2 separate regions of the Homo sapiens genome follow, and region 2 is linked to region 1. The links are chromatin loops, found by intact Hi-C in ENCODE. Cell type or tissue: prostate gland. All regions are shown on one strand. Each heading gives the region's core, and the rest is flanking DNA. Links, peaks and the distances in the headings are about the cores only.

The links. A loop is a pair of places that touch in the nucleus more often than their neighbours do. Peaks named below come from ENCODE experiments on the same cell type or tissue, not always from the same donor. Only the 100,000 strongest peaks of a DNase experiment are listed, where the experiment ranks them.
Region 2: it touches region 1 in a loop (3-fold over the local background); 12 of 110 quality-filtered maps call a loop at or near these places.

What each region holds. Positions count from the first base shown.
Region 1 is chrX:69,059,401-69,062,301 of GRCh38, reverse strand. It overlaps LOC105373242 (a long non-coding RNA gene), which reads left to right. Exons shown (of 6, transcript XR_001755876.1): 5 at 8-96. Among named protein-coding and RNA genes, the nearest start is that of PJA1, 100 kb to the left of the region's middle. RefSeq lists an enhancer at 650-1,551. In prostate gland, for the core only: a CTCF peak has its summit at 1,419 (motif pointing right); a DNase peak (open chromatin) is centred at 1,421.
Region 2 is chrX:69,284,801-69,287,701 of GRCh38, reverse strand. No RefSeq gene overlaps it. Among named protein-coding and RNA genes, the nearest start is that of LINC00269, 110 kb to the right of the region's middle. RefSeq lists an enhancer at 723-1,704. In prostate gland, for the core only: a CTCF peak has its summit at 1,515 (motif pointing right); DNase peaks (open chromatin) are centred at 1,581 and 2,211; H3K4me3 peaks cover 431 bases; H3K27ac peaks cover 629 bases.

The DNA of each region.
Region 1 (2,901 bases), core at 289-2,788:
TTGCCAGGTCCTGAGCTTGGTGCTGAGGACGCCTGGAGGAATCACAGAGCCCATCTGGAAACAGCCCATCTCCTGGCTGGGTTGGATCAGCCTCTGGTAGGTCTCGTGCCCTGGCAGCTATCTCAGGCCTGTCTCCCCTTCCCAGGGGGCCTTAGCCTAGCCTTTTGCATCCTAGAGCCCACCATGTGGCCCACTATGCTCACGCAGCTCCAGGAGAAAATTCTCCTCTGCCACCCCCAGAACATGGTTCCTCCGTCCCTGGCTCAAACCCTGAATCTTGCTTGGAACAAATGCAATGAGAGTGTCCAGCACTGAGAAGGCCTTTAAGACCCATTGCCCCCCTGTTCTGGATGCCCAGGGCATAGGGCCCCTGCCCTCATGGAGATCGTGCTTTAGTGGGGGAGACAGAAGAGCTCAAATAGAGGTACATGCTGTGAAGGAGCTATTTTCACAGAAGAAGCTAAGGCTATTTTCAATCAGGTGGTGAGGAATTCTTCCCATTGGACACTTGGGGAGACAGAGGAACAGACTGACCCAAGGTCATCCAGCAAGGTTCTGGGAGAAATCAGGACAAGATGGGCACGGCAGCTCTCACGCCTGTAATCTCAGTACTTTGGGCGGCCAAGGCGGGCGGATCATTTGAGTTGGAGACCAGCCTGGGCAACATGGCAAAACTCCATATCTACAAAAAAATACAAAAATGTTCCAGGTGTGGTGGCATGCACCTGTAGTCCCAGCTACTTGGGAGGCTGAAGTGGGAGGATAGCTTGAACCCAGTAGGTCGAGGCTGCAGTGAGCCACGATCTCACCACTGCATTCTAGCCTGGGTGACAGAGTGAAACTCTGTCTCAAAAGAACCACCCCCCCGAAAACAAACAACCAAACAAACAAACAAAAAAGAAAAAGCGAGAGGCAGATCCCAGAGGTCTACAGCCCTGTGCACTGAGCTGTCTCCAGGGGCTCCTCAAATTGTCTCATTCACCTTGTCCTGTTTGTACCCACACCTCCACATGGCCCCGTGGCATCTCAGCTCTTCCCTCTCTTGGGCAGCAGAGGCTTCTGGGATGACCTAAAGGTTTAGGTCATCCTGGAGTCGACCCAGGGCTCCCTTGGGTTCCTGTGCTGTTGCAGGGAGGAGGCTTGGGGCCCTGGGCAGTGGGAGTGTGTTGGGGGCCGGGAACTTGCACGGGCAAATGGTGTCTGTGAAAACATTGGCTGCTGACAGCTCCAGCCAACAAGGCCCCCACAGTCCAGATGTGGCCTCACCCACCTCCCTCCTGCAACAGCAGATTTACAAAGAACCACACAGCCCATCTCAGAGAAACAAGATTGCAGGGTTGGAAGGGGCAGGAAGGACCACCCAGTCCAAGCCATGGGAAGCTAATGGCTCTGTCCTCTGCCTTAAAGGTTGTTTGAACAGCAGGGGTCACTCCTGGGCTGAGAGTGTCCTGGGAAAGGTGAGGCCTTGGCTTTCCTAGTCAAATGTTCCAGGTTTCCTACCCAGAAACGAGAACTGAATCCAGGGGTGGAACCCATGGCCTGACTCTCCCAGCTCTCCCAGGAGGGAGTGGGCTCCTTGCTCCTGCAGGTGTGTGGGCAAGGACTGCACTCCCAGAGCAGACCAGAGGCATGCTGTATAGGGCATTCTGGCATTTGATAGGGGTGGAACCTGAGGCCTTCTTTCTGATTCCTGCCAAATCCACCACCCTAGGCCCCAAAGCCTGCTGGCTCTCCTTGCTTCGAGATGCAGGGCACTCCAGTCCACCCCCACCTCCAGCAGCAGGACAGTCTGGAACCTGCTTCCTCCAACCTCCCCTTAACTAAGTGGGCCCAGCCCTAGGTCTTGATGGGAGCATTCTCTCCCCCATCCCCCACCAACACTTCTCCTAATGCATCCTCTCTGGCCCGGCTGAGAACTGCAGACGGCACTGTGACATGAGGGGAGATAAGGGGGCTCTCACATTTCCCCCGGCTGGGCTCCTGGGCCGCCAGCATTCACGCTGGCTGATTTCAACATGAAAGGGCCCCTTGAGAAGGAGAGCCCCCTCCCTTTCCCCCTTCCCTCTGCTAAGCCCCACTCCGCAGCTAACCACTGTCTGAGCCGCCCTCTTTCTGGAGCAGCCGCTCGCCTGCCTGCTAAGCCTTCCCCCAACTGCTTCAGCCTCACCTCGGCCACCTCCATCCTCTAGGATGGGAATCCCCAGCTCTCCTGCTATACACACACACACACACACACACACACACACACACACACACACACAGGGCTGCTTCCCCACCCCCTCCCCCCACCAGTGCTATATTAGAGAGAAGAAACAGGGAGTGGGGATTGCAGTCTCAGCCGGTGACACAAGGTTGGGGGGGTGGGGGTGGTCTGGAGATACAGGGGAGTTGACCAACCACAGGCCACTACGTTGAACAAATCTTTGTGGGAGACTGCCCAGAAGAGAGGAGGTCTCCCAGCCCCAAATGCAGAGAGAGGCACCAGGATGTTTGAGGACCCAAGGGCTAAACACCCAGGCTCTTTTCCTTAACTGCCTGAGACAAGCACCCTTCAAAAATCCACTGAAACATCTCATGTTTCTGCCACCAGAGGCCTTCCAGGTATCTGCCCTAAATCTTTTACATTGCAACTTTTAAAACCTTTTATTTTGAACTAATTTTAGACTTATAGAAATATTGCAAAAAATAGAACAGATTGCTTTCGTACACCCCTCACCTAGTTTCCTAATATTAATATCTTACATAACTATGGTACAGTGATCAAAACCAAGAAATTAACATTGGTTCAGTACTATTATCTGAACTACAGATCTTATTGGAATTCCCTATTTTCCCCCGTCACATCTTATTTTCCGTTCCAGGATCCTGTCCTGAATCCCACATTGCGTTTAGTTGTTACTT
Region 2 (2,901 bases), core at 131-2,630, 230 kb before region 1:
TTAAAAATAGAAATAAAACAAAATTACGGACTAGGTACCAGGGAATGTTCTAAGTGCTTTTTACAAATGTTAACTCATGTAATCCTCACAACAGCTCAGTGATGTGAATACTATTACCCCCATTTTGCAGATGAGGAAATTGAGGCAGAGAAAAAATAACTGACAGACTCAAGCACCTAACTGACTCAAACCAAAGACACTCTTTGCCTTCTTTCTGGTTCATTTCCCTAGCTGGGTGACCCTGCCTCCTCCACCCCACACCTTTCAGGGCTTCGTTCTCCTTCATGGCTTTCTCAGCACTGGGCAAGGTATCTCCTGCCTGAGACAGGCTGCCTCCTTGAGGTGCCCTTCACCTCCCTGTGCTTCCTCCCCTCCCTCCCCTCCTCTCTGGGGGAGCTGAGCCAGGCTCAGGTTTCTCCATTTCCAGGCTGAGTCTCCTGCCTTGAGCTGGGCTCACTGAAGAGAAGAGATCTTGCTGACCTTGCACTTTCCATCCACTCTGGGGCTCTGGGCTTTGAATGGACACATAAGGAGTTCTGCACCCCCTGTCATGGTGAGGGACTGAGGAGGGCGGCTGGCCTCTTGCCCTGGACCTCTGGCGTGGAAGAAGTTACCCCAGTCCCACTGAGCGGGCCTGAGTTTGAAACCCACAGGCGTCTCTGTGCAGATCTGGGGCAGAAGTATTGCTGAGGGCACTGGAGGAGGAGTTGGGGCCAAGGGCTGGGTGGGATGTCCACCTGATTATAGTTGCAAACCCCTTCTCCACACGACAATGGAGTACTTACTAATTCTCCCTTGCGTTGGACTAGTTTCTTCCTCAAGCTCTCTCTTTTGGAATGATAGAGTTAGAGTGTTAGAGATAGAGATAGAGTGTAGAGGGCTGGATAGACCCTTAGAAATCATTGAGGCCAAGTCTTTTGCTTCCAGATGGGGAGCCTGAGGCCCAGAGAGGGCAAAGACATGCTCAAAGTTGCACAGCAAGACAGCCATGGAAGCAAGTTGGAACCCAGGGTTCTTGACTCTTCCCGGTAAGTGTCTTATCCAGCTCAGTTCCACCCCTCACTGTGGACAAGAACCTCTACACTCCGCCGCACACACACACGCACACACAAACACAGGCTGTGCGCTATGGCCTAGGGAAGCAGGCCCTTGGGAGTGAAGTGGGAGGCACCCAGAGGCTGATGAGAGGCAGAGGCCAGGATAAGGACGGAAACTGTGCCGCTGGGGTGAGCGTGGCATTCGGAGGCGTGGATGTGCGCTGGTTTTTTTGTGCCTTAGAGCCTCCAGCCCATGCCTTGTGAGCCACCCTTGCAAGGGTGGGAGAGGCCAACGAGAAACGCCCAGGCTCACTATTGAGGTCTTTACTGATGCTTGAAGGGTTTGGAGGCCTCCAGCAAAGTCACTGACCCACCCCCTGGATTTTCGTCGCACTCGTACCCTTCAGGTGTCCAAAGGTCCACCCCGTGCACCCTTTCCCCCAGTTTTCTAGACCGCCGCTGCGGCCGGGTGAGCCAAGGGCCATGGCCACAAGGGGGCACTGGCGCTCCATGGCTCCAATGGGCGTGGAGGCGCGCACTTTCTGCCGGCGTTGGCGGGGGGGGTGCGGGGGCAGCAGGAGTTTGCATTCGGCTCCCCCACTCCTGGCACCCTCCCCATTTCCTCTTGGAAGCCTCCCTAATCCTCTTATGCCGAGGGTCACATCCCTGGGCCCGGGGACGAGGTGTTTCATTTTCAATTCGCCCCCACTGCCCCTGGGGGAGGTCCGTGAAACGTGGGGAGGGGAGTCCCCTGGGCTGAAGCCCTCTTCCCTGCCCCTCTGCCCACCCCTTTCCCTTGCTCTTGTCTTCAGCTTGTCCCTTTTTTGGGTGTATCTCTCCTACCTGCCCTCCCTCCACTCCCCGCCTGGTCAGCCTTCTCCCTTCTCAGAGCCCACGTTCCATCTCCTCTCCTCGGACCTTTCCCCTCCTTTCTTCCTTATCAGCTTTCAGCTTTCACTCCCCGCTTCTCTCTCCCCCCTCCTGCTCCTCTCCCCTTGTCCTCCTCTCTTCTCCCTTCTCTTCTCTCCCCTCCTCCTTCCCCCTTCTCCATTCTCTTCTGCTTTCCCTCTCCTTTCCCTCTGCCCTGGCTCGGGCGGCCTCTCCCTGGAGGAGTCGGGATGTTAGGGTGGAGTGGGCCTTGGCCCTGCCTCTTCCCAGGGCTGTGGGCTCGCTCCCAGGTTTTGCGGGTTGAGACAGGGAGTGAGGGAGGGAACATCCAGCGCTGCTGGAATCTGGGAGTGGAGGCAGCTGTGGGTCAGAAACCCTCCAGTCCTCTTAGCAAGTGCAGCCTTTTCTGGAGGGGAGGGAGATTGAGAATCCAGAGACCTGGGGCCTGATCCCAGCTCCGGCTCTGACCTCTGGCCCTGGCCGTGTGACCTTTCCCATCCTCTCCCTGGGCTTCAGTTTGCCCCTGAAGACAATGGAGAGGTAGATATCTGAGGACTCTCCCAGTCCGTCCTCTATTTTTTTCATTTTTCAGTGGTGACTGTCAATCCCAGGAGGCCTGAGCATGGCTTCTCCCAGATTCACCCTCTGTCCCCATGGCCCCCTTTAAAATGCTAGGGGCCACTGGTGTGACAGAGAGGAGTCTGTCTGTGTCTGTGAGTTGCACTGGAAGAGGGACTGGGGTTGGGTGTGGGCCCTGATGTCAGCATGTTGGGGAATCTGTCTGGCATAGTTGCTCCCTGACTCTGAGGATCTGGGCAGCTCTTGGTGCCTGGAATTGTAGAATGTCAGTGCTGGAAGAGGTCTGGGGCAGAGATAAGTCAAACACCAATATATGGGACCACTGTGGTCCTCACTCCACCCTCCAGCTCTACCCCAGGGTACACACCCAAGGGCCATTGCCTGCCTTTCACCTCTT